6 separate regions of the Homo sapiens genome follow, and all the other regions are linked to region 1. Evidence: read pairs that join two places in POLR2A ChIA-PET (ENCODE). Cell type or tissue: PC-9. All regions are shown on one strand.

What was found. Peaks named below come from ENCODE experiments on the same cell type or tissue, not always from the same donor. Only the 100,000 strongest peaks of a DNase experiment are listed, where the experiment ranks them.
Region 2: POLR2A ChIA-PET joins it to region 1 with 15 read pairs; 1 of 35 experiments calls an interaction of 5 or more read pairs at or near these places.
Region 3: POLR2A ChIA-PET joins it to region 1 with 5 read pairs; 1 of 35 experiments calls an interaction of 5 or more read pairs at or near these places.
Region 4: POLR2A ChIA-PET joins it to region 1 with 19 read pairs; 1 of 35 experiments calls an interaction of 5 or more read pairs at or near these places.
Region 5: POLR2A ChIA-PET joins it to region 1 with 5 read pairs; 4 of 35 experiments call an interaction of 5 or more read pairs at or near these places.
Region 6: POLR2A ChIA-PET joins it to region 1 with 5 read pairs; 1 of 35 experiments calls an interaction of 5 or more read pairs at or near these places.

The regions. Positions count from the first base shown.
Region 1 is chr15:59,826,329-59,830,328 of GRCh38, forward strand. No RefSeq gene overlaps it. Among named protein-coding and RNA genes, the nearest start is that of BNIP2, 140 kb to the left of the region's middle. In PC-9, no CTCF peak of the experiment used is centred here; DNase peaks (open chromatin) are centred at 2,163 and 2,783; H3K4me3 peaks cover 1,059 bases; H3K27ac peaks cover 4,000 bases.
Region 2 is chr15:59,568,624-59,572,623 of GRCh38, forward strand. No RefSeq gene overlaps it. Among named protein-coding and RNA genes, the nearest start is that of GCNT3, 41 kb to the right of the region's middle. In PC-9, no CTCF peak of the experiment used is centred here; a DNase peak (open chromatin) is centred at 1,928; H3K27ac peaks cover 2,143 bases.
Region 3 is chr15:60,136,749-60,140,748 of GRCh38, forward strand. No RefSeq gene overlaps it. Among named protein-coding and RNA genes, the nearest start is that of FOXB1, 130 kb to the left of the region's middle. In PC-9, no CTCF peak of the experiment used is centred here; a DNase peak (open chromatin) is centred at 1,523; H3K27ac peaks cover 1,455 bases.
Region 4 is chr15:60,069,147-60,073,146 of GRCh38, forward strand. No RefSeq gene overlaps it. Among named protein-coding and RNA genes, the nearest start is that of FOXB1, 67 kb to the left of the region's middle. In PC-9, no CTCF peak of the experiment used is centred here; a DNase peak (open chromatin) is centred at 1,915; H3K27ac peaks cover 555 bases.
Region 5 is chr15:60,390,777-60,394,776 of GRCh38, forward strand. The region is part of intron 1 of ANXA2 (annexin A2); the gene reads right to left. Among named protein-coding and RNA genes, the nearest start is that of ANXA2, 5.2 kb to the right of the region's middle. RefSeq lists enhancers at 224-815, 1,963-3,162. In PC-9, no CTCF peak of the experiment used is centred here; DNase peaks (open chromatin) are centred at 555, 2,005 and 2,455; H3K4me3 peaks cover 2,494 bases; H3K27ac peaks cover 4,000 bases.
Region 6 is chr15:60,089,650-60,093,649 of GRCh38, forward strand. No RefSeq gene overlaps it. Among named protein-coding and RNA genes, the nearest start is that of FOXB1, 87 kb to the left of the region's middle. In PC-9, no CTCF peak of the experiment used is centred here; a DNase peak (open chromatin) is centred at 1,732; H3K4me3 peaks cover 681 bases; H3K27ac peaks cover 3,867 bases.

The DNA of each region.
Region 1 (4,000 bases):
TCAGGAACATAATAACATGGGAGGAAAAGCAAAGAAGACCTACAGTATCCTTATATTTATACTAAATACAAAAACATGCAAAATCAAACAATATGTAATCATATGACTTAGGGATACATGCGTATAAAATTCAGGGATTATATAAGGAATAATAAAAATAAATTTAAAATAGAGGTTTCCTCTGTAAGAAGGAAAGGTTGAGCAGTAAGAAGGATCACACAGGGCTTTTGGGGATACTGGTAATTTTATGAATGAGTATTCATTTCATTATTTTTCTTTACATCTTACACATATGATATAAATATATTTTTATATGTATTCAATATTTAATACAAAATTTTTTGAAAGAAAAAAAGGATAGTTGAAGAGATGTTGGTTAAAAGTTGATTGCTTACATAGCAAACAGTTGTTAATGCCTCTGAAACTGTTTTTGACAGCTCTTTAAAATATTACAGATGGGCACGGTGGCTCATACCTGTAATCTCAGCACTGTAGGATGCTGTGGCGGGAGGATCGTTTGAGCTTAGGAGTTCGAGACCAGCCTGAGCAACATGATGAAACCCCATTTCTACAAAAAATACAAAAATTAGCCAGGTGTGTTGGTGCACACCTCTGGTCCCAGCTACCAAGAGGCTGAGGTGGGAGGATCATTTGAGCCAGGGGGGTCAAGGCTGCCACGAGCCATGATTGTATCACTGCACTCCAGCCTGGGTAACAGAGTCAGAGCCTGTCTCAAAAATTTAAAAAAATAAATTCTTACTGACTATTGCTGCTCATCAATTTTGCCTCTAGGGCAGAAATTATGGAAAGGGAAAGCCAGTGGGGAAGAGGCAGAGAGAATAATTTTGCAACATTTTGACAACTGGCATTTTGGAAAACATCTCTTAAGTTTTCAAACAACTATATTGATCTGTCAATGCTTCAGGCAATTAAGGAGAGTTCCTAGAGAGGGTGAGCCATGTATGATTACGTGTGCCCTGTCTATTTTTGATCACACTGACCAGGAGCAAGCCAAGTGCCAAGCAGTTAATAGGATGTTCTCAAAGACCACCTTTCCCATCGTGCCACCTGCCGTACTCCTTCAAAATAAGATAAATATTTTCGTAAAGTGTCCTCTGACACCACTGAAGCCATGTATTCCAAGCTATTTGTGTCCTGCTAAATAATGTGGCTTCTCTATATTTCTGATTTAAAGAAGACACATTGAAATTCCATAAAACCCTACAATCTCCAACACGGACTTGGCTTCTGAGTTGCAGTTTCAAAATAACTCTCTGTGGAGCTTAAGTAGGTCTATTCAAAGCTGATAGAGTTGTGAGACTTGATTTGTAGGTAGCATTCCAAAGATGCCCACCCGTTTCATTATGATGAAAAAGATGAAGTCCCAGAGAAAGGGATGCAGCAAAAAATTCACATTAAAATAATTCTTGAAAATAATTCACACAATTACAAATGCATTCGACAAAAGGTTGGAAGCTGATCCAAGCTTAGAAAGAAGCCTGACAATTCACCAAGGGTATAGAAAAGATGCCTGCTTCATATGGCAAGTAGCGTGGTGAAAGAAGAGAAGCGCTTTTCAAACTACTTTTGATAAGTTTCTTATAAATAAAGTACTTTAATTCTCAATGTTTCTCATGTTTTAAATTACAGTGTACTAAATACATATTAGTTTTACTATTTTTTGATTTCCTTATATGTTTATAATTGATAGTATGATCAATTTTAGCGCTTTGACAAAAAATTCTTAAAAGTCAAAAATCAATCATATATTTTTTTACAGTTATTAAGAATACTTTGTGGGGTTACAGCTTCTTGGTCATTTTTGTAGTTCTGCTCTGCCATGCTAAGTAGGGATTGCCCGTATAGCATGTTGATTTTGCATATGTGTTTCACTTAAGGAATTTCAATGTAAGGGAAAAAAAACATTTTTAATTCGGTTTGTTTTCCTTAGGCTTTATATTCTTTAGGAGGCAGTTTTGCCTATGACAAGTTGATTAAAACTAAGTAAGCTTATTAATATCTAAAAGGACTGTTAACTGTAGAAAAATAGTTTCTTTATTGAAGGGTTGTCGGCACGTCTAATTTATTAGCTTTGTCATCGTCTGTGAGTGAGAACATAAATCTTGTTTAGTGATCAAGATGAAAAACACTTGGAATACCTACCATAGCAAAATTCTCCACATACTTTCCAAAGATAAACACATACATCACCTTAGGCTCCTAAGTGGGAAAGTTTGATTACCTACATCCAAAAATATGAAACCCTATTATAGATGTCACATGAATGAAAACTGCACAGCAGAACTTTCCATTGATAATAGCACTATGATTCCAAAAGTGGGCTAAAAATTCAAAATGCCAACAAAAATAAACAAGCAAAATGCCTTTAAATATCTAAAATAGTATAAAATGTGACCAAACATGGTCGTCTTAGAAATAAGAGCTAAAGGGTGGTGTTTACTCAAAAAGTTAGGGGCATCAGGTCTTTGGGATGAATTTGAGGTCTTATTAGTGAGTCAGTCATGTCCAATTCAAACTAGCTTGAGAAACGCAGGAATAGGAATTTATTGGCTCAACGTACAGGGGCTGTAACTCAGGCATGGCTCACTCCAGGTTCTCCACACCGCCTGCAAATTTGCACGTCTCCATCTCTCAGCTCTGCTTTCCTTTTCGGTGGCTCCCCTCTCAAACAGGCAAGATAATTTCTGAAAGTTCCAGACCTGCATCCTCTGGCTTAGCAACTCCAGCCAGAAGAGAGCTCTTCTATTCATACGGGAACGCCCAGAGTTTCAAGACTGACTCACGGCCCCGGGTGCGGTGGCTCACGCCTATAATCCCAGCACTTTGGGAGGCCGAGGTGGGCGGATCATTTGAGGTCAAGAATTCGAGATCAGCCTGGCCAACATGGTGAACCCCGTCTCTACTAAAGATACAAAAAATTAGCCGGGCGTGGTGGCATGTGCCTGTAATCCCAGCTACTCAAGAGGCTGAGGCAGAAGAATAGCTTGAACCCGGGAGAGGGAGGTTGCAGTGAGCTGAGATCGCATCACTGCACTCCAGCCTGGGTGACAAGAGCGACAATCCATCTAAAAAAAAAATAGCCAGGCGTGGTGGCACATGCCTGTAATCCCAGCTACTCGGGAGGTTGAGGCAGGAGAATCGCTTGAACGCGGGAGGTGAGGTTGCAGTGAGCCAAGATAGCACCACTGCATTCCAGCCTGGGCGACACAGCGAGACTCTGTCTCAAAAAAACAAACACAAAGACAAAATAACAACAACAAAAAAACCCCCTGACTTTTGGCTCGTTGGATTAGCACTGGTGTCTCTACAACTAGAACATATGCCCATCCTGGGGCTGGAGAGGAGGACAACATGAGCTCTTGCAAACCACACTGGCTGGCTGTGTGAGGGGTTGGTTTCCCCTGAAAGAAATCTGGGATCTCCAAGAGCAGGATAAATAAAAAACAGGGCAGGTAAAAGGGACAGATGATCATAACGGAATGACACAGAGCTTGAGAGTTTGAAAGATTTTCGAGATTAAATTCTAGGCTAAGTTCTACCAAGAAGAGATCTAGGTTACAGCCTTCTGCAAGGCAATGAATCCATTTCTGCTTTTCTTCCCACGTGGCCAGAAAGTTAATTCTGTGGATGAACAATTCCGGATGTTTGAGTTTTTATACTGTTGTTCAAATCTACCTTGCTGCAGTTTCTACTGTGGGCCCAAGTTCTATCTCCAGGAACACCAGAGTAGCAAATACTTAGTCCTTGAACACAGCTACTATCATCCTTCCCACCAGGGTTCTGAAGGCTGCCTCCCCACCGCACACACATACACAGCCAGAGGAAGATTAACTGTGAAGCGGTCACAGTTCAGGCTTCAGGGCCTCTCCCCACTGCAAGCCCATGGGTGCTGAGAGTTAGAGAGATTCCTAGGAGGGGAGGGGAAGCCAGGCTCCCACCAGGAAGCCATTTCTGCCTACATATCTCTGGTAAACTGCCT
Region 2 (4,000 bases), 260 kb before region 1:
TGCACTCTGGCCTGGGCGACAGAGCAAGACTCGATCTAAGAAAAAAATTAGATAGTCTAATCTGCAGTAAATTCTTATCTACAGTAAAAATTAGCCATTCTTATGTACAGTAAAATATTCTTATCTGTCAATGACCTTTGCCTTTTATTTCCCCAACCCAAGTTGTTAGAGCTTGATTTTTTTCTCTTTTTCTTCCTTCTTCCTGCCTTCAATTAACTGAAAGTCAATATAGGTGATAATTAATAGCTGTACTTTCCCGGTGACAAATGGAACTATAGTGTGTGCACACATAAACAAAAGTGCAATCTGAGAAATAAGATGGCAAAATATCAATCTGGACTAATGGTTACATACTAAGAAAGGAGTGGGGCAGGAGCACCAGTCGAGAACGTGCATTTTACTCAGTGCCCGGTGTCATCCCTTACAGCAGGCTTTTAATTTTCACTCTGAGAAAGGTTTCAGGAGATGATGCACTTACATTATGATTCCAGATCCTTCCTCTTGGGGGTGTGTTATTCAGAGAGGTACTGTGGTGCATGCAGTAGAACACCTCCAATTATTACTTAGGGGGAAGCCCATTCTTTATCGGACAGTTGCAAGTACTTCAAAGCTCTTCTGTAGAGTTCATGTCTGTTACTTCGACTCAGAAAATGGGCCCTGAAGGCCCTTTGGGTAGGGAGCATAATGCCACCACTGAAATCCTGTAACTTGAGGAAAACCTGAGGAAGAAATCCTATGATTTAAAGAAGGTTCAGTGATTAGCTGAGGGCTGATGGGAGAGGGGATGCCACGAGGCCTGCTGGTCTTCAAGGAAAAGGCCTTTGCTGGAGTGGCCTGGCTCCCTCACCTAATCTGACCTCCTATCTCTTGCACGGAGAAAACCTTGCTGTTATTATTGTCCTCATCCTCCTGTGTGGGCTCGCTCCTCCTCCCCCCATTTTTTAAAAGCACCCCACCCTACAACCTCATAGTCCCTGCACGCTCGAGTCAGGAGGATGGCATCGTCTCTGTGCTCTCCACGTCTGCTTTCAGTGGTTTGATCGCTTCCTCTCAAGCCACCACCAGGCAGCCCTGTTGCCTGCTGTGTATACTTACTGCCACCGCCTCCAGGTCTCTTCCAGATGCCCTGGGCATATTGGTCCCTGGATCTCAGGCTTGCCCAGCACTCAGTCCCTGGCAGTCATCTGGAGCATCTCCAGTGTCCAGATGAGTGACTTATCCAGCATCTGGCCTTATGGTGTCTTGACACCCCCCTTCACGTTAGTAACTCCTGGACAGGTCCTCTTGTAGAACCTGAAATTATAAACCCTGGAGTCTTCCTTTCTCCAACATTGACCTGAAATTACAATCCGTGAAGCTTCTTTCTCTGACATTGACATTTTATCTTTTCTGTATCCTTATTTCTACTAAACCTGCCTTACGATAGCATCTCAACCTCTGGTTCTAACCTTTCCTTATTCTCTCAGCCCCTTAGTCACCTCTGCCTTCATTTGTTTCCCTATCCCACCTGGACCTTAGGGTCAACCATTTGTGTGCTGTCATAAACTTCCTCCTTTCTTCTCACCCTTGATTTTCAAGAGCCAGTCAATCTTCAACCTCATGTAAACTTAGCTGCAAATTTTCGTACATGTGTACCCAAGCTGTCTAAATAGTGCTAGCAAAAACAGTAACCAAAAAGCAGAACCATGTTGCTTGACTTCATTCCAAAATTGTGTGATCAACCTTTATGTGGATCCTAAAGGCTGCTTGATTATTATTCATCCCTGGTCTCTCTCTTATTCTCTCCTGCTGTTTGGAATTATATTGATTTGCATCCTGATTCTTGTAACATGACTCTTTCGATCTCATTCTTCCTTGTGCCATCACTCTCACTCAGTGACGTAGCCTTCCACCTCTGTGAGAAGATTGTGGCATAAACTTGCCTGTGGCTCATTGAAATGTCACCACACCCTCATGCATTCTTTTCAACCACCTCCGTGTCCTCAAAGGAGGAAATAACAATCCTCTTTCCCAAGACTGTCCTATTTACCCAAGCACTTGTTATCCTACCTGTCCTCAGTAATCACCCCTTCTTTATTGTACCTTAAATTAATCCCTGTTCCTCCAAGTCTACCATATGAACCCAAGCACCCTCATCTTTTTTCTTCTTTCTTTTTTTTTTTTTTTCTTTTGAGACAGAGTCTCACTCTGTCTCCCAGGCTGGAGTGCAGTGGTGCCATCTCAGCTCACTGAAACCTCTGCCTCCTGGATTTAAGCGATTCTCCTGCCTCAGCCTCCCAAGTAGCTGGGACTACAGGCACCTACCACCATGCCTGGCTAATTTTTGTATTTTTTGTAGAGATGGGTTTTGCCATGTTGGCCAGGCTGGTCTTGAACTCTTGAGCTCAAGCAATCTGCCTGCCTCAGCCTCCCAATGTGCTGGGATTATAGGTGTGAGCCACTGTGCCTGGCCCATCTTCATTCTTAAACACAAATAAATCTCTCTCTCTATCTCCATTCAGGTTGTTTTTCCAGAGCACATTGCTTGGACTTTTATTTAGCATATATTTTCATTCTGACTTTATTATAATAAGCTGCTTTCATTACCTGGATCCCCTATTATATTTTAACTTCTTTTTTTTTTTAGTTTTTTTTTTTTTTTTTTTTTTTCCCAGAGTCTTGCTCTGTCACCCAGGCTGGAGTGCAGTGGTGCAATGTTGGCTCACTGCAACCTCTGCCTCTTGGGTTCAAGCAATTCTCCTGCCTCAGCCTCCCAAGTAGCTGGAATTATAGGCCCGTGCCACCACGCCCAGCTCATTTTTATATTTTTAATAGACATGGGGTTTCACCATGTTGGCCAGGCTGGTCTCGAACTTCTGACCTCAGGTGATCTACCCGCCTTGACCTCCCAAAATGCTGGGATTACAGGCATGAGCCACCATGCCTGGTCATGTTTTAACTTGTTGAATACAAAGATTTTATCAATTTTGTATATTTACCTTCTCCCTACCTTAGACTAGATCACGGGAACGGCATTTATATTTTCTATGAAGTGCTGGTGCTCTGAGTGTGGCCATGATATAAAACAATCCAAGGTCACCATGTTGCACTGGAAGGTGCTGAGGTTTGTCTTGAGACCTGCCTGTTGTGTGACAGCAAGTCTCGCAGGGAGAGAGGCAGTACAGCTTATCGTTCAGTGGACATTATTGCAAGAAACAGTAATATCATTTTTATCCTGGAATCATCATGGAACAGGAATGCTAACAAGGAACTTGATAAAAGTTTTCAAATATTTAAACTTACTGAGTTTGTATACTGGCCACTTTTTTTTTTTTTTTTTTTTGAGACAGATTTTTGCTCTTATTGCCCAGGCTGGAGTGCAATGGCGCAATCTCGGCTCACTGCAACCTCCATCTCCAGGGTTCAAGCGATTCTCCTGCCTCAGCGTCCCTAGTAGCTGGGATTACAGGCACGTGCCACCATGAACGGCTAATTTTGTATTTTTAGTAGAGACAGGGTTTCTCCATGTTGTTCAGGCTGGTCTTGAACTCCTGACCTCAGGTGATCTGCCCACCTCGGCCTCCCAGAGTGTTGGGATTACGGGCGTGAGCCACCATGCCTGGCCTACTTTTTATCTTCAAGCAGAGGAAAGAATGGGTCATATTGCAGTGGTATTCACTGCGGGCATTTGTTTCACAGGGACAATTGATTGATTGATTGATGAGACAGAGTCTCGCTCTGTTGCCCACACTGGAGTGTAGTGGGTGCTATCATAGCTCACTGCAGCCCCAAACTCCTGGGCTTAAGTGATCCTCCCAAGTTGACCTCTCAAAATTCTGGGGCCAGACAACAAGGAATGTTTATTTAGACAGAGGAATCTGAGTAGGGAGAATAATTCACGTTAGCACATTTGGAAAGGATGGGCTTTGAAATGCTTCAGGGAGGCAGCTGTGTTGAGCTGGAGGGATGTAAGAAAATGCAATAGGTCAAGTATTCTATTCGACGAAGAAATGTAAATATC
Region 3 (4,000 bases), 310 kb after region 1:
AAAATTTAAATATTAGAATCAGCTAAACTTGGGAGATAAAAAAATGAATAATAAATGCAGGTGGAAATTTAGAGTTTTGTTTAATGCATAAAAGGGGAATAATTAACAAATCTCAAAACATGTAAATGAGGGCATAAGAGCATTTTCAAAACACTACATCCAATTTCAGTTACATATGTGGAATTTGCTGCATTATAATAATTAGGGGTTGTTTTTTTTTTACAAAAGATTTATTTATTTTGAATAGAAGTATTAAATATTATACTAATTACTGGTTATTTTACTTTGTACCCAGGGAAAAGAAATGAATATTCATTAGCTTCTTAAGCTACTGATCCTCCACTGACTAGACAGATCCCAACATCACCACGAAGCTGCGGGTGGGTAGAAAATGCTCTCTGCAAAACTGGCCCCATGCTACAAATCACAGCCCAATCTATTCTGCTAATGTGCACATGCTATAACCCCCAAGTGAGTTCTGTTAACATTGTACTGACCAGAGCCCCCAGCTGAGTAGCCAATAAGTGAGAATAACTGTTAAATTGATCACAATAGTATTTTTCTGTCTACACAATCCAATAATCTTGAACAAGACGAGTCTTAAAATTTGAAACATAATTTTATAACATAAAACTAACATCTCCGTCAGTCTAAAACATGGCTTGTTCATTAAAAAAGAATATTTTAACATATTTCAATCATTTTCTGACTTGGCTTTTGATCTTACTCTAAGGGAAATATCCAGAACCAGGCTTAATAACTGTAATTTACAAGGTATTTTCACCATAGCTCAAAAGGCAAACACTGTGTTTTGTTTTTGTTTTTTTCCTCCAGTGAAAGGGCAAATGAATTAGGCAACGCATTCTTCAAGACGCGAGTTCAGTTAACTTTTAATCCTTGTTCGGTTTAGGACACTTCTATGTTGGAGTCCAAGAGCTGCTTGAATTTTTATTTTTATTTTTGTTTTTTTTTGTTGTTGTTGTTAAATTTTGTGAACCAATTTAGTGCTCGAGCAAGTCACTAACCCAGAGTGGGAAAGGAGCTGATGGCTCTGAGGAGAATGTGGTCTTGCAGGAGAAGCCACCATTTCCCCTCCATGGCTTGGCCCCTGATGCTGGTTTGCAGCCCCAGTGGGACATCTCTGCTGGGCAGAAGCTGTTAAATCTGTCAGATTGTGCTGGGAAAGAGTGAGCAGAGCAGGGTGCACACACTGATGTTTTCTACATGGAAAAACAGCCCTGGGTTCTGCCTCCATGTGGTAGATTATCGGGAGGGGTGGAAATATGCAAAATACAATCACTTGCTAGAGTCTGCTTTTCAGAAAGCCAGAAAGTTTTTTGGGGTTTTTTTGTGTGTGTTGTTGTTGTTGTTGTTTGTTTTGTTTTTTAACTTCCAAGAAAGTAAAAATTCCTGACAGTCTCACCCAGAGAAGAACAAAGAAGAAGGATGTGACTTCACGGGAGGTTTCAAATTCCTGGGGGTTAGGACAGAAGAGGACTCATTCAACAGATATTTATTAAGTACAAAGCATGTGCTGTACACTCTTGCCACTTGGTGTGATTCCTGACCCAGCCACATCCACATAATCTGGGAGCTTCTTAGAAATGCAACTTCAAGCGTCTACCCCTGACCTACTGAATAGCATCCGGAGGTGATATTTCCATTAAAGTTTGAGAAGAGCTGCTAAACACTGTTAGGTGCTCACCATGTGTTACAAAAATAAAAATCCAGGACACATATTTACCAAAACTTATTTACTATTTAACTTAAGATATAACTCTAACTGATTGCAAGGGACATGGCCTAGGCATGCGCAGTGACAGGAGGTCATCAGGAGCCATTTCCATAGTGACCTTGTGCACCAAGCCAAGGAGGAACCTGGCTTCAAGGCAGACAAGCATACTTGATCTACCTGATACAATTAAACCAACAGCTACCCTATTTCTAAATTCAGGTCAGAAGGGCTTCCTATGCAACAACTCTAAACGCTAGAGAAACCTAGGAAATACAGGCTGGTGTCATCTGGTATCCAGCAGGCAATGAGAGAAGGATAGAAGGAAAATTACCCAATTCATTTAGCTGGCTTATTTAGGTCCTTCACTAGTCCATGGCCCTTGCATAGGAGAACTCATGAGAGATAGATAAACACTGGGGATGTGTCCACTGATTTCATCGGACAGTTGTGTTACATTTTATCTTCATTTTCTGTTCTAATAGATGCTGGTAATATTCCTTGACAGATTGTGTGGATCCACAGATTTTCCAAAACCACATGGAAGTGATTTTAAAAATACTTTAGAAATTAACGACCTGTGAGGATTTTCTAGGGACTTATACCTGTTCTCTCTGGAGCTTCCTCCAGGACAATCTTTATCAACTTGTCTATTTCCCAGAAACCTAATTCTACATTAAAAAAATTTAATTACGAAAGCAATGAATAAATTTGTGTCTTAGAAAAAAATTCACAAACAATACAAAAATGTATAGAGTAAAAAAGTGAAAAATTGACTAGGTGTGGTGGCTCATGCCTGTAATCTCAGCAATTTGGGAGACTGAGGTGGGAGGATCACTTGAGACCAGAAGTTCAAGACCAGTTAGGCAATATAGTGAGATCCTGTCTCTACAAAATAAAAATAAATAAATAAATTAGCTGGGCGCGGTGTCACATGCTCATAGTCCTAGCTACTCAAGAGGCTGAGGTAGGAAGATCACTTGAGACCAGGGGTTCAAGGTTGCAGTGAGCTGTGATCACCACCGTATTCCAGCAGCCTGGGTGACAGGGCAAAACCATGTCTCAAAAAAAAGAAGTGAAAATTCCCCTTTACTCTCCTCTCCAAAGGTAATCACTGTTAACATTGGATTGCATTTCTTCAGGTTTTATCCTGTGAATTTACATTGTATATGCATACATCAACCTGTAGTAGTTTTATATACTTGAATGATACTATATTATTCTGCAACTTATTTTTTTAATTTTACTTCCATTTTCCCACTTAATCTGTGTAATTTTAAAATAGCTGCATAATGTTCTATATAGTAGATTTACCCTGTTTGACTTAATCATTCTCTGTTGATGGCTATTTAGATTATGTCCAGTCTATTTTTAAGGAATTATAATAAGAGTTCCAAGATACCCAGATATGAGAGTGACATATGAAAACCAAGAGGTTCCCCATGCATCATCAATAATTAATTTATATAGAGATGTCATTTTCAAAAAGCTCATTCACAGTAACAAAAGAAGAAATGTACAAGAACAATATGGGGCAAAAAATCTAATTTTATTGATTGACATGAAAGAAGACCAAATTGTTTAGATATATCCTTTGTTCCTAGATGAGACTATTTAATATTGTAAACATATTAGTTATCTCAATTATCTTTATACAAATCAAAGCAATTCCAGAGACATGCCAGTGGGATAGTTTATGCAACTTGAAAATCAGTATAGAATTCTTCTAGAATAGTGTGAGGAATAGCCAAGTAAATTTGGGGAGGAGAAAGAAAACACAGCCAAGATACCATGAGTTTTGGTGAGTGGATTTTATTTATCTCCAATATCAACACAAGTTAGGAGCCCAGAGCCACCAGTATAAGTCATGTTTTTGGAACGGACACCTGGGATTGTCAGGGGGCAGTGGGGGAGGACATAGGGAGAGAGAATTCAATTTAAGATAAATTTGCAAATCAAAAAATATTACCACTAAGAAAATCAATCAGTCAAGTCAACATATTCTTTGTGATCAATGGTCAGTTATGTAATAGTAAACTTTTAAGGGCTATTTGAAAGAAATGTGGATTCCCTCTTTGTTGGCTATTAGACACACAGATTCATAACCAAGCTTGTTGAGTTCACACATACACACCAAAAAAAAAAAAATCACTTTTTTTGCTTGGTTTGCTTGATGTGTTGACTCCTGATGGATGTGAGCACTTGAGCTTTTCTTCAGTTTAGGAAAAATTTTCTTTTACTATAGCTTTGATTATTTCCCACTATTTG
Region 4 (4,000 bases), 240 kb after region 1:
CGGCTTACTAATTGGACAAGTGCAACTTCTGCCCACCAAACCAGCACCTTGGAGGAATTTGAGCGTGGCACTTAGGCAACATAAGCAGAAAGCTCAGTAGCAGAGCATTTGGTTCTGTGGCTACTTCCCTGGGATAAAGGGGAACCAGTGCTTGCACGGCAGATAGAGCCAGGCTCTTTTCTAATACAATCCCAACATTTCTCTCACAAGGGAGAAATATGTGTTAGGGTCAAATAACCCAGAGACAGGATTGATTTTTCTGATTGTAATGGAGGCCTCAATGATCACACTATTTATTGGGCTATACCTGATCCCTAGGTACGACCTGTCTTCCTGTATTTCTGTACTCACCAATCTGAGTCTGAACTTAAATCAGACCAAATCAAGGAGGAATCATTCATATTTGAGGCAGACTTTTTATTTCTATAAATCTTAAAGGTTATCTTCTTGAGGCTGGGTCCCCAGCTGTCATATAAAAAGATAAAAGATAATGTACCAAAATAATCTGATCTTTGACAAGTGAGATTATCAAAGATTATCAGTCTCAGAACAAGTGCTTGGGTTTATTTTTTATGTGGCCATGTGTGATCTAAAGTTAAAAATAATACAAGTGGATTCAAATTCATGGCTAATTGTACATCAAAATGAACTCACTACAGAGTCATTTAAAGCATAAAAATATAGAACTGTTAAGAATTCAACTTATTGGCCGGGCGCAGTGGCTCACGCCTGTAATCCCAGCACTTTGGGAGGCCGAGGCGGGTGGATCACGACGTCAGGAGATTGAGACTATCTTGGCTAACATGGTGAAACACCGTTTCTAATAAAAAATACAAAAAATTAGCCAGGCGTGGTGGTGGGTTCCTGTAGTCCCAGCTACTCGGGAGGCTGAGGCAAGAGAATGGCATGAACCTGGGAGGTGGAGCTTGCAGTGAGCTGAGATTGTGCCACTGCACTCTAGCCTGGGTGACAGAGCGAGATTCGGTCTCAAAAAAAAAAAAAAAAGAATTCAACTTATTAACCTAAGAAATAAGAAGAGCGGAAAAGGGGAAAAACAAATAATTATTGAAGTACCTACAACAATCCAATGAAATAGTTATTCTCATTTTCAGTTGAAGAAATTGAGTTTGAGAGAAATTAAGTAATATATTTCCTAGACCCCAAACTTCTTAAAGGCAAGAGCAATAATCTTATTTATTTGTCTATCAGCCAGCTCCACATCTTCACACAGCAATTGCTCCATAAATGTTTCATGATAGAGTAAACTGGCAGAACTACGGCTTGGACATGGATCGATGTGACTCCAAATCCCAGGTTCTTGCTGGTCATGCTGCTTCTACAGCTACAGCAGCGAGAAAACACTGTTGAAATTCAGCTACAGAGGCCAGGTGTGGTGGCTCACGCCTATAATCCCAGCAGTTTGGGAGGCCAAGGCGGGCAGAGCACTTGAGGTCAGGAGCTTGAGACCAGCCTGGCCAATATGGCGAAACCCCGTCTCTACTAAATATACAAAAATTAGCTGGGCGTGTTGGTGGGCGCCTGTAATCCCAGCTACTCAGGAGGCTGAGGCACGAGAATCACTTGAACCTGGGAGCTGGAGGTTGCAGTGAGCAGAGACTGAGCCACTGCACTCCAGCCTGGGCGACAGAGTGAGACTTGGTCTCAAAAAAAAAAAAAAAAAAAAAAAACCAGAAAGAAGTTCAGCTACACTACAAATAAATCAAAAAACAGCTTTCTGATTTTCTCAATTAGACTTCATAAACATTTATTGAGCATCACTGTGTGCTTAGTGTCGTGCCACACATCATGGGAGGCACACAAAATGTGGAAGGCATGGTGTTTACGTTGGAAGACTTTCCATGCTAGCTGATGAAAAAATTCCTGATGATTTATAGATGAGTCAGAGAAGCACTTAAAGGAAATGTACAAGCACATGTAAGGCGGCCAAACTACACAAAGGAATGTTGAGCTAAATAAAAGAAAGAAACAAACTCTTGTGGGGCTAAGTATGGAACAAGTGGAGTCTTGAACCTGGACCTCTTGGGAAGGGTGGGAAGGACAGAGGGCACTGCAGCTGGAAAAGTGTTTGAGTGATGGTGGGTGAGTGGGAGGGGGAAGCTCTGGTCTGCTGAGGTCAGATTCTTACTTCAGGGCAACAATTTTGAATCAGAAAGGGAGAACCGAAGGTTTGTTGCCGGGGGCCTTGAAGCAGCTTGAGGCAGTTGGGATCAACCTGACAAGTTCTCGTATATTGTCAAAGGAGCTTGCAGGCATAGTTGCAGAAGATGGCTGTGGGAGTATCACGCCAAATAGAAATCCAGAAAACGGTAGAGCCAAGAAAACACAAAGTTTGGGATGACAGCATAGGGAAAATTGATCCATGACAAATTTCTTCAGAGAACTTTGGTGACTGCCACTCATATAGGTTGGTCTTTCATATATATATATATTTATATATATATGTGTGTGTATGTGTTTATGTGTTTTTTTTTGTTTTTGTTTTTGTTTTTTTTTTTTAGTACACGGTCTCACTCTGTCACCCAGGCTGGAGTGCAGTGGCGCAATTCAGCTGCTATGGCTCACTGCAGCCTGAACCTTTTGGATTCAGGTGATCCTCATACCTCAGCTTCCTGAGTAGCTGGGACTACAGGCATTTGCCACCATCCCTGGCTAACTTTTGTATTTTTTGTAGAGGTAGGGTTTTGCCACATTGTCCAGGCTGGTCACAAACTCCTGGGCTCAAGCAATCCACCCACCTCTGCCTCCCAAAGTGCTAGGGTAACAGATGTGAGCTGCCAACCCCAGCATCTTTTAGATATTTTATATTGACTTACAAATGTTTTGGTAACATGAAGACAGTATCATACCTTGTTAGGTCAGAAACATAAGGGAAAACAGCTTTCCAAGCAATTCAGTCCATTTCCTCTGCCTTTTGCAGTTCTTGGGAGTATTACATGCATAGCTAGTTCATATTCTCATAATTATAGAATGTTAGAAATAGAAGAGATCTCAGAAACCATCAGTCCAATCCCCATATTTAGAAAATAAGACAACCTTAACCCAGAAAGGTTTTGTGCCCCTCCAAGATCACACAGCTAGTTAGCAGCCACTACATTTTATTCCCCGGGCCAGGGTAACAATTGCTCAGTATTGTTCCATAATCTGAGTTCAGTTTAGTAAATAACATTGGCCCTTAAACAGACATATGGAGCACTGCACCATAACTCTGTTGTCACAAACTTTCTTCCTCTCCTAATGTTTGATCTCCATTTTCCCTTTTTATTAAAATTTAGAGGTTGAGGATTACATCTTATTCATTCCTGCACATCAGCACTTAGCATCATGTCTGGCACATAGCAGGTATGCAATACATTTTCGTTGAGTTGACCTGAATTTGAATCACTGATTTTCATGCCCGCGCTCTCAGGGGCTTTGGTGACTTACTTCATTTTTTAAAATAAAAGAATTATCAGATCATTGAACTGGAAGGGACCATAGAGATTAACTCTTGCTCTACAAGTGAAGATGACAAAGCCCAAGGAAGGTAAAAAGATGTATCCCAAAGACAGCACTCATGCTGGGTTCCAGACCCTATTTTCCAGATTACATGATTTGCTCTTTGGTAGAAAGTATTATATTTTTTCAATATTTGCATGTTGGACAGATTCTAGAATATCAGCTTTTTAAGGGGAACAAAAATCTACAGAGTATCTTGTGCTCTTCTATGAAACTTACTGCCAGTAAGTAGGATAATAAACGTCTTAGATGGCCAAATGATTCTGTGACAAATGATTTCAGGGAAGAATTTCCCACTGAGCATGGGCTTGAGCTCACTTTGAAAACATTCCATTAGTAGGAAAAACTGACTCTCAGAGAGGCAGTGAAATCAAAGCTGGAAAAAGCCAAGACAACTGGGGCCCCAGAGTTAGATGTGGGTCCAATACTGTACAGATCAATTGCTCTAGTCTATGCTTCAGCCAACAATAATAGCCCTACCCTG
Region 5 (4,000 bases), 560 kb after region 1:
TTCTTCACTCCATCAAATCCCCTAGCAATGCAAAGTCATTTTGCATATGATCTATTATTCGCTGGAAGGAACAGTTGGCTTTGCGATTCACTGTTTGTTAAAACATTAGTTTAATATAGCATATTTGACTAATGAGAATGTGTCAGTGTGCTGCTATCCTTGAAAGCAGGAAAAGGAAGTCTTGGCAGTGCTACTGTAGGTTACAAACACTGGTAATACGCAAGGAATTAATCAACGAACCCATACCAAGCATACGCTGAGCCTGCACTATATTAAAGGATACAAAAGACACTTATAAAACTGTGAAATGCAGACTTCCACCCTGCAGGACCTTTGAGCTCTCTTCCCTTCGTGCCTCTGTGACACACTGAGAGTCTAGTCCAGGGTCACCCAGTGAATTAAGTAGCTGAGGCAGGGCCAAAACCCAGATCCCCAGACTCCTGGGCCAATGCCCTTTCAACCTCACCACAATGGTTCTTTATTCCAAGTGATTAAGACACAGAGAGAAAGATCACAGCCATCAGAGCGGGATTAGTTAAGGGCTTAACAGGGAGGTGCTGTCTGCCTAGGCTGAGAAGGGTGAATCACCATGGGAGGTTCCAGCCAAGAAGCAAGGGGGAAGGCCTGGGGAGAGGGGAAGAGGAATAATGCCCCAGGGTGGCAGAAGAACAAGACTACAGGCTGGAAAATGAGCCACGTCCAGTGGGGTGCCCTGTGGGGAACCTAAAATATAAGTCTCTGAATGGTGCAAAGTTAAGCTTGCCTATGGAAATACTGGGGAACCTATGAGCCAAAATGATTGGGACTCAGTACTCATATTTATCTATTCACCAAAACATTTGCTCTGGAGGCAGAATTTTCTTACTGAAAACAACTACTCTGACTTCAGTGTACTTACTGTTTTGAATGAAAATAAAAAATAAAGCCTACATGCTGTATGAGACAATTTCACCTCTACTCACTCCTCATCACCGTATAAAACTCATAAATCCATTAAAAACAGAACCACTACTCCTTTTCTGGCAGACTTCTCTAAAGAACATGAAAATGGCAGTTTGCACCACTCTTTCCAACACTTCAACCTCACCCAGCTTGCCGACTGGTTTCAACTCTCCAACAAGAAAAAAAAAAAAAAATCAGCAAATTCAATCTGTTGATGAGTACATCTACATACACATCAGTGCCGTGCCTTCCATTCCCAGGGAGGGCAGGGTCACTAGACAACATCATTAAAATGACCCTTTATCAGAGAACGTTTTTCTGTTTAAGGAAATAAACTAGAGGTACAGGGAGACTCACTGATAAGAGCCATACCCACCTCAAACTGGTTTAAAATCATTCACTACTTGGGTAGGAAAACAGGTCACTTGGCCCCACCCTAATGAAAAGAACAGTTTCTTCTGCCTTGAAAAGGCTGATAAATGAGACTGTGAATGCCTGGCTAAAAAAGCTCACAGTGCAAGGCTGATCATTAATGAAATCAGTGCAGTTATTGAGAAACAAGTCATTTACATTTAACATAAGGACTATATTATTTAGGTTGGTGCAAAAATAACTGCCATTACTTTTAATGGCAAAAACCACAATTAACTTTTGTACCAACCTAATAATTTAAGGGTTTGTCCTTATTAAAAAAAAAAAAACTCTATAGATTTTATTGTATTCTATTGCTTCACTACGAAAGTGCAGTTACAAACAAAAAAAGGACAAGTGAAGCAGTTTTAACTTTACTCCCAAAAAGAAGAGTAAAAGTTTACAAAAAGGTTAAAACAAACAAACAAAAGAAAACTTAAAAGTCAACACTTCAAATAGTAAAAACACATTCTACTGAACTAAATTAAGAACCAGTTCCAAAAAGCCCAAATGTTAATCTGAACAAACAAAAACATACTGCAACAGGGCTGGTCTGCACAGGCAAATCTGAGTCTAATCCAGAAGTTTTGTGGACACACCCACTTCACAGTTTAAACGTGGAGTGTTGATGCGTTACCGCAAAACAGATTCTTAGCAACCATGGTGAATCAATCAGGGACTGGTGATTCAAATGAAGATTTTAAAGCAAAAATGGGTAGAGGTGGGAGTGTGGAGAGTTGGGTTCTCCATCAAAGCTCTTACTGTACACAGTCCTGGACACACAGTCTACAGGCCACACTGGAATTTTAAACTAAAAAAAAAAAAAAAAAAAAATGTACTGGGTGAGGAGAGGGGTTCCCACTGTACTCCATCCTCCACCCACCTACTGCATCTTTATTTATCAGAACCTTTTTGAAAGCAGATATTCTTCTCCTTGGTTTTATGGTCTTGATTAATGACTGAGTCACAGGGCCAACTCATTCCCCAGAATTCCTGGAATTCGGCCCAGTGACCTCGATCAAACTGAGCAGGAGGGACACACAGCACTTGCTCCAGCTTGTCTCTTCTGTGGCCTGATCTGAATCAATATTTGTTTGCTCCCTACTGACTTGTTGCAGCTTCATGCTCTCACAGCCTCTCTCTGCTGGTATCCTGATCTGGGGTTGGAGTGGGTGGAAAGAGACCGGCAGGAAGAATGATGTCACTTGGCATGAAGCACTTTCAGGGTTGGGAAATCCAGGCCTTCAAGTCTGCAACTCAATTTCAGTGTTTTATGGCCCACATATTGTATTTTCAACAGGGCCTGGCCGCCTACAGAAAAAAGTCTAATGTCAGCATTCAAGACCTTCCACACTGTGGACTTACCTACCTTTCCTTAAATATCTTCTATACACACACACATGCATACACGCATCCTGCACAGAAGAGTTAACTGGACTGTTAACTCTTCTCCAAACACGCTCAGCACTTTCTAAGTTCCCTCCACCAGGAACCTCAATCTTAATTAGCTGACATCTGAATGAGTCTTTAGGATACAGGAAATCATAAATGCCGCCTTTCTCACACACCCCTCCTTGCCCTGTGCTTCTGCAGCTTTTTGTGTGTCTGTGCAACATTAGAGTTACATGTGTAAAGTCTGTCTTCCGTATTATCCGCCCACAGGGTTTCCAACTTAACTCCCTCCTGTTTCCTCATAGGTCTGAGCACAGTGCCTGGCACACGATAGGCATTCAATTTCATCTTGGGATGGTTTACACACACTGGGTCTTTCTATATTAGAAAGTCTTTTTTTCTTCTTTTCCAACACACTCTCCTTCCTCAATTTTCTCTCTCCCTCAGACTGGACATTTCGAATGCAGTTCCAGTTCCGTGCATTCAGAGTTGGAGGCTTAAATCACCAACTTCTGCAAATCTTAGCAAAGCCCAGCAGGTCGCTTCAGGGCAGCCTCTTATCAACATATAGCCATGCCCCCCACCTCTGTGCTGTCAGGGATACTTGGACCCTAGCTCTGTCCATAGGACCACATGGGAACGTAACCTACAACTCCTAGCAAGAAGGCAGCAAAGAGGCAGGATGTACGAGTGGCCTTAGGACTCTGATTTCCTCTGAGCTGTGAGTGTATAGCCTGGGTGTGGCAGGGAGACAAAGGACATGGACAAAGGGCTCCATAACACAGTCACTCCCTAGAATAAGAAATTTCTACACCACACCTGGGGTAAAACTCAGGCCACTTGGGTGCTACCGACCTGTCCAGTTGAGCTCAGCTGGATTAAAAGCTTCAGGGTGGGCCAGGCATAGTGGCTCACGCCTGTAATCCCAGCAGTTTGGGAAGCCGAGACAGGCGGATCACTTGAGCTCAACAGTTCCAGACCAGCCTGGCCAACATGATGAAACCCTGTCTCTACTAAAAATACAAAGATTAGCCCGGCATGGTGGTAGGCACCTGTAATCCCAGCTACTCGGGAGGGTGAGGCTGGAGAATCACTTGAACCTGGGAGGCGGAGGCTACAGTGAGGAGAGATCGTGCGACTACACTCCAGGCTGGGTGACAGAGCCAGGCTCCATCTCAAAAGAAAAAAAAAAGAAAAAAAAAAACAGCTTCAGGGTGTACCCTAGAAGGGAGATTTGGAAGTCATCTGGTAGAAC
Region 6 (4,000 bases), 260 kb after region 1:
CCGGCTTCATCTGTTTCTGTCCCAAGATGAGACATAAGCGAAGGCAGCAGAATATAAGCTTCCCACAGATGTGAAGGAAGGATGTTCCAGCATGGTGACTGTGGCTGGTCAGTTGTATGTAGGGTATATTTTCTAGAAGCAAAAGCTTTACTTATCTTTAAGGTGATCTTGACAGATGTACTCAAAAAAGGAATTATTTCCCTCTTGAAAATACATTTCCCAGCAATAACTTTTTAATGGAATGCCGGGACTAATCTGTATAATGCCTCCTCTGAAAAATATACAGGGGGAAAACCCTATCTTTTCTCCACAGTCTTATGTTCAGTAATTGGGGCCTGTAAATTTAACTGACAGAAGACAGATTAACAGAATAAAAAAATCCCAGAGTTTGTTTATATACGCAATGTGCATACATGTGGGAGAACTCAGTGATGTGGGAGATGATTCTCAAAGGAGTAGTTAGAATTGGGGTCTTATATACCATCTTTACAAAAGGTAATAAAGTGTGAAGAAGGGACTAGATAAATAAAAATGGCCTGGGGGGTTCTGGGAAGGCTCCTATGAAATGTATGGCAAACAAGCATTGTTTAATAAGGTTTGTTATGCAGCTAACAGTTGTTCTTCACTTCCTGGCACAGGAGACAGGAACATCTTTACAAATGAAATTTATGTCACCTTTACAAAGGGAGATTCATATCCAGCTTTTAGACAGAAAGAAGGAAGGCAGAGAGCACACTGCTTTCAGCTCAAAACAATCCTTACACTAAAGTGGCGTATTTGGGGAGGTTATAAACTGATCTTCAGTGCATGATTTTGATGATTAACCAGAACTGGGAAACCCACAGACTTTTTGCGGGGGGTGGTTGTAAGGGGTGGGCTGGGTGTCTTGTGTTTCTCATGGGTCTGTCTCCAGCCTGAGAACACATTGCAGATGCTCAATGTTTGCATGCCTGGAAACACTGGGGTATTTCTATCCAGCTGGGGCTCAGAGCAGGGCCTAGGGAGCAGAAAAGACATGGGCAGAAAGCTTGGCAGAGTTCACGTCAGGAGGCCCTCTATGCATTTTTCTTCCTGCAGTGGGGAACATTTAAGATATTTAAGTAAGTAAAACATCAGAATGGTGTTCTAATCTGCTGATACTGTGTGAAGGTCCTGGAAAGGGGACAAACTAGAGCTAGAAGGACAAACGAGGCAAACACTGAGCATCTGCAATGTGTTTTGCATTCTGCCACGCACTGAGCCTGTGCTGATGAGTGAAGCCAACACAGTTACTACCCTCTTGGAACTTGCAGTCTAATGGAATATGGGGATGACAGTGGATGGTACTGACAGTCCCAGCTGGATTTATGAAGTGCATGGGAAACGTTTTCTCAAGCTCACATGGTGAGATTGAGATGTCTGTGAAATAGCCAAATGGAAAGTTACAAGGAGCCTAGAGTCATATGCAGTCCCACAAGTTTAAATATAAAAATAGAGGTTCTAAAGCTGATTTGATCTGGAGAAAATCTGCTTTCCTAATCATTTTCTGTGAGTTTCTACTCAGAAGAGAACTTTTCCTTTGAAGTTTTTTCTATCTAACTGAAAGGTAAGTAAGTTGCGTAAGTAACAGCGCTATGAAGTGGCAGAGCCCCAGGCTGAAACCTGGGCTTGTGCTGCCAGGATCTGCCCTCTGACCGCTGAGTAAAGAATAAAGGGTTTGGAGCACCAACCCTAGGCCTGAATTCCAGTCCTATGACTGGAACTGTGTTGGCTGTAACGCTCCCATTTCTCCAGAGAAGCTGATGGTTATTGCCCAACACTGCACAAGAGTCAGGAAGAGAGCTGCCATACAACTGACCGGAAATGAACCCTCACTGGGTCTCTCTCTTCTGTGAAGGAAAACTTGCCCATCAAGCCAGTTCTTTTGCATTCCTTCTGGAGGTCAAAATCCCCTCCCTTGCAAAAACCAGCTCTATTTTATTAACCTTTCTTTAATGACATTTACATATTTTACCTCACCCTCTCTAATTCAGCAAACCCTCCCTCTCACTCCATTCTGTTCTCAAAGAGTTTTCTAGTCCTTAGCAAAAATAACAGATTTGCTGTTTCAGTTCCCACAATGCACATGTGTTTATTAGGTCCTGCCTTAAAGCAAATTCAAACCTTTTCTATGATCATTTTTTCACAAGCGTCAGGGATCTAGCAAGCCAACTTCAGAATGATTCTTAACATATACCGTCCGGAGCCAGGTACCTATAAGTTGTAATATTTCAGTGCCTTCCAGGTACTCTACGTGACCTGCTAATTATCTGTCAAGATGTAGGCATCAGACACAAATCAAACAGGTGAAAAAAAAAATTGATCTAATCTCAGCTTTTTCCAGTTTCTGAGTCTCTGAATACCACATACATCAAGCTTATGTCTTGCGCTGGGACAGCACTGACTTTAATGTATTCCTCAAAGCCCACAATTCTCTGCAAAGAACTGTTTCTTCTGCTGCGGAGATTAATAAGCTAATGCACTTGTCTGAACAGTATGGAGCTGACCTGGCCCCTTCCTTTCCAGAGGGTATATTGTGGGGTCATGATATGAATGTGTCTTGAACTTCATCACAGCACTCTCTACCTACAAGGAGAAAACTCAGGCTTGGAAGGGACTCCTCACAATGCTATCTGATTCAGTTCATCCTCTCCTGTCTGAACAATTATCTAAGAAGAGAAGAGCTACCATGGCATTTAGGTTTCACTTCCCTTCCTGAATTCCAGAAAGAAGACCCAATTTTTGATAAGCAAACCAACTTCAGTTACATTTGACATACCTATTCACCAACCATTCATCCAACCAATATTTGCTAAGCACTTACTGTGGTCCAGGTCCTTTGCTAGATGCAGTATAAAAAAGAAAAAGAAAAAGAAAAATCAGGCCTAATATTATATGGTAATTAACATTAATTCCAGAGGATTTTATATGACATCAGTGGCCTTAATTTGATTGGAATATGTGTAGACAACTAATGTTATCAGTTTTAAAAGGTAGTTCACCATTTTTTTAGAAGTATGCTCTTACACTCTCACAAAGTTCTATAAGGACAGAGACATTTGTCTCATTGGGCTGTATCTCTAGCACCTTGAACAGAGTCTAGCAGGGGTAGGTGCTCAATAAAAATTTGTTGAACGAATTGATTATGCCCTTTACCCACAGAGAGGGACCAACCTTTAACCAAGTAAGTGCTATAGAAATACCTGGCACTTTCTTCTGACCAACAAACTTAGGAGTATGTCTACTTTGCAAATGTTGAAAAAGATATTGTAGATGAATTCTTAATGACACAAACAAATGTCTGTGATATTTAGCTGTGTGGATATGCAGTGTACAAAACAATGTATTCTAGTATAAGCACATTTAGCCAAAATGTAAACAGTAGCTCTTTTTGGTTGATGAACTCTTGGATAGGTTTTACTTTCCTTTTTTGCATTTTCTGTGTTTTCTAAATTCTGTACAATGAGCTTATATTACTTTCCTAACCACATTTTAAAATATTGTTATATAAGAAATACTATCATTCAGGTTTTGACATAATTTTATTTTCAGTTGGCATTTTAATTCTATTCAAGTCCTTTCATTTAGTTGTAGGTAGCATAAACTTATTAAAGGAGAGAGGAGAGGAAGACAATTCATAACAGAGGCTGGTATTTCATACCAGGTCTGGAGAGAAGAGAGGGGCTCCAAGTATCATCAGCTAACGACCAATCAGTGATTAGTGTCAAAGAGCTAATTGTGCCAGTTGTAACTCTGGGAGTCACCTAGACAGGTAGGAAAGGTGTGAGCCCAGGAAAGATGATGAGTCTGCAATAAGAAGGAATCTTCTTGCAACCAAAGAGAATTATGCCACCAAAATCCATATAATGGTAATTAGCTATATTGCAATGGAATGTAAAAACAGAATTCTCCTAAACAAGATCAGGAATGGGAAGTCTTTTATTTTTTTTTTTATTATTTTTTTTTAAATGCTATTCTTGCT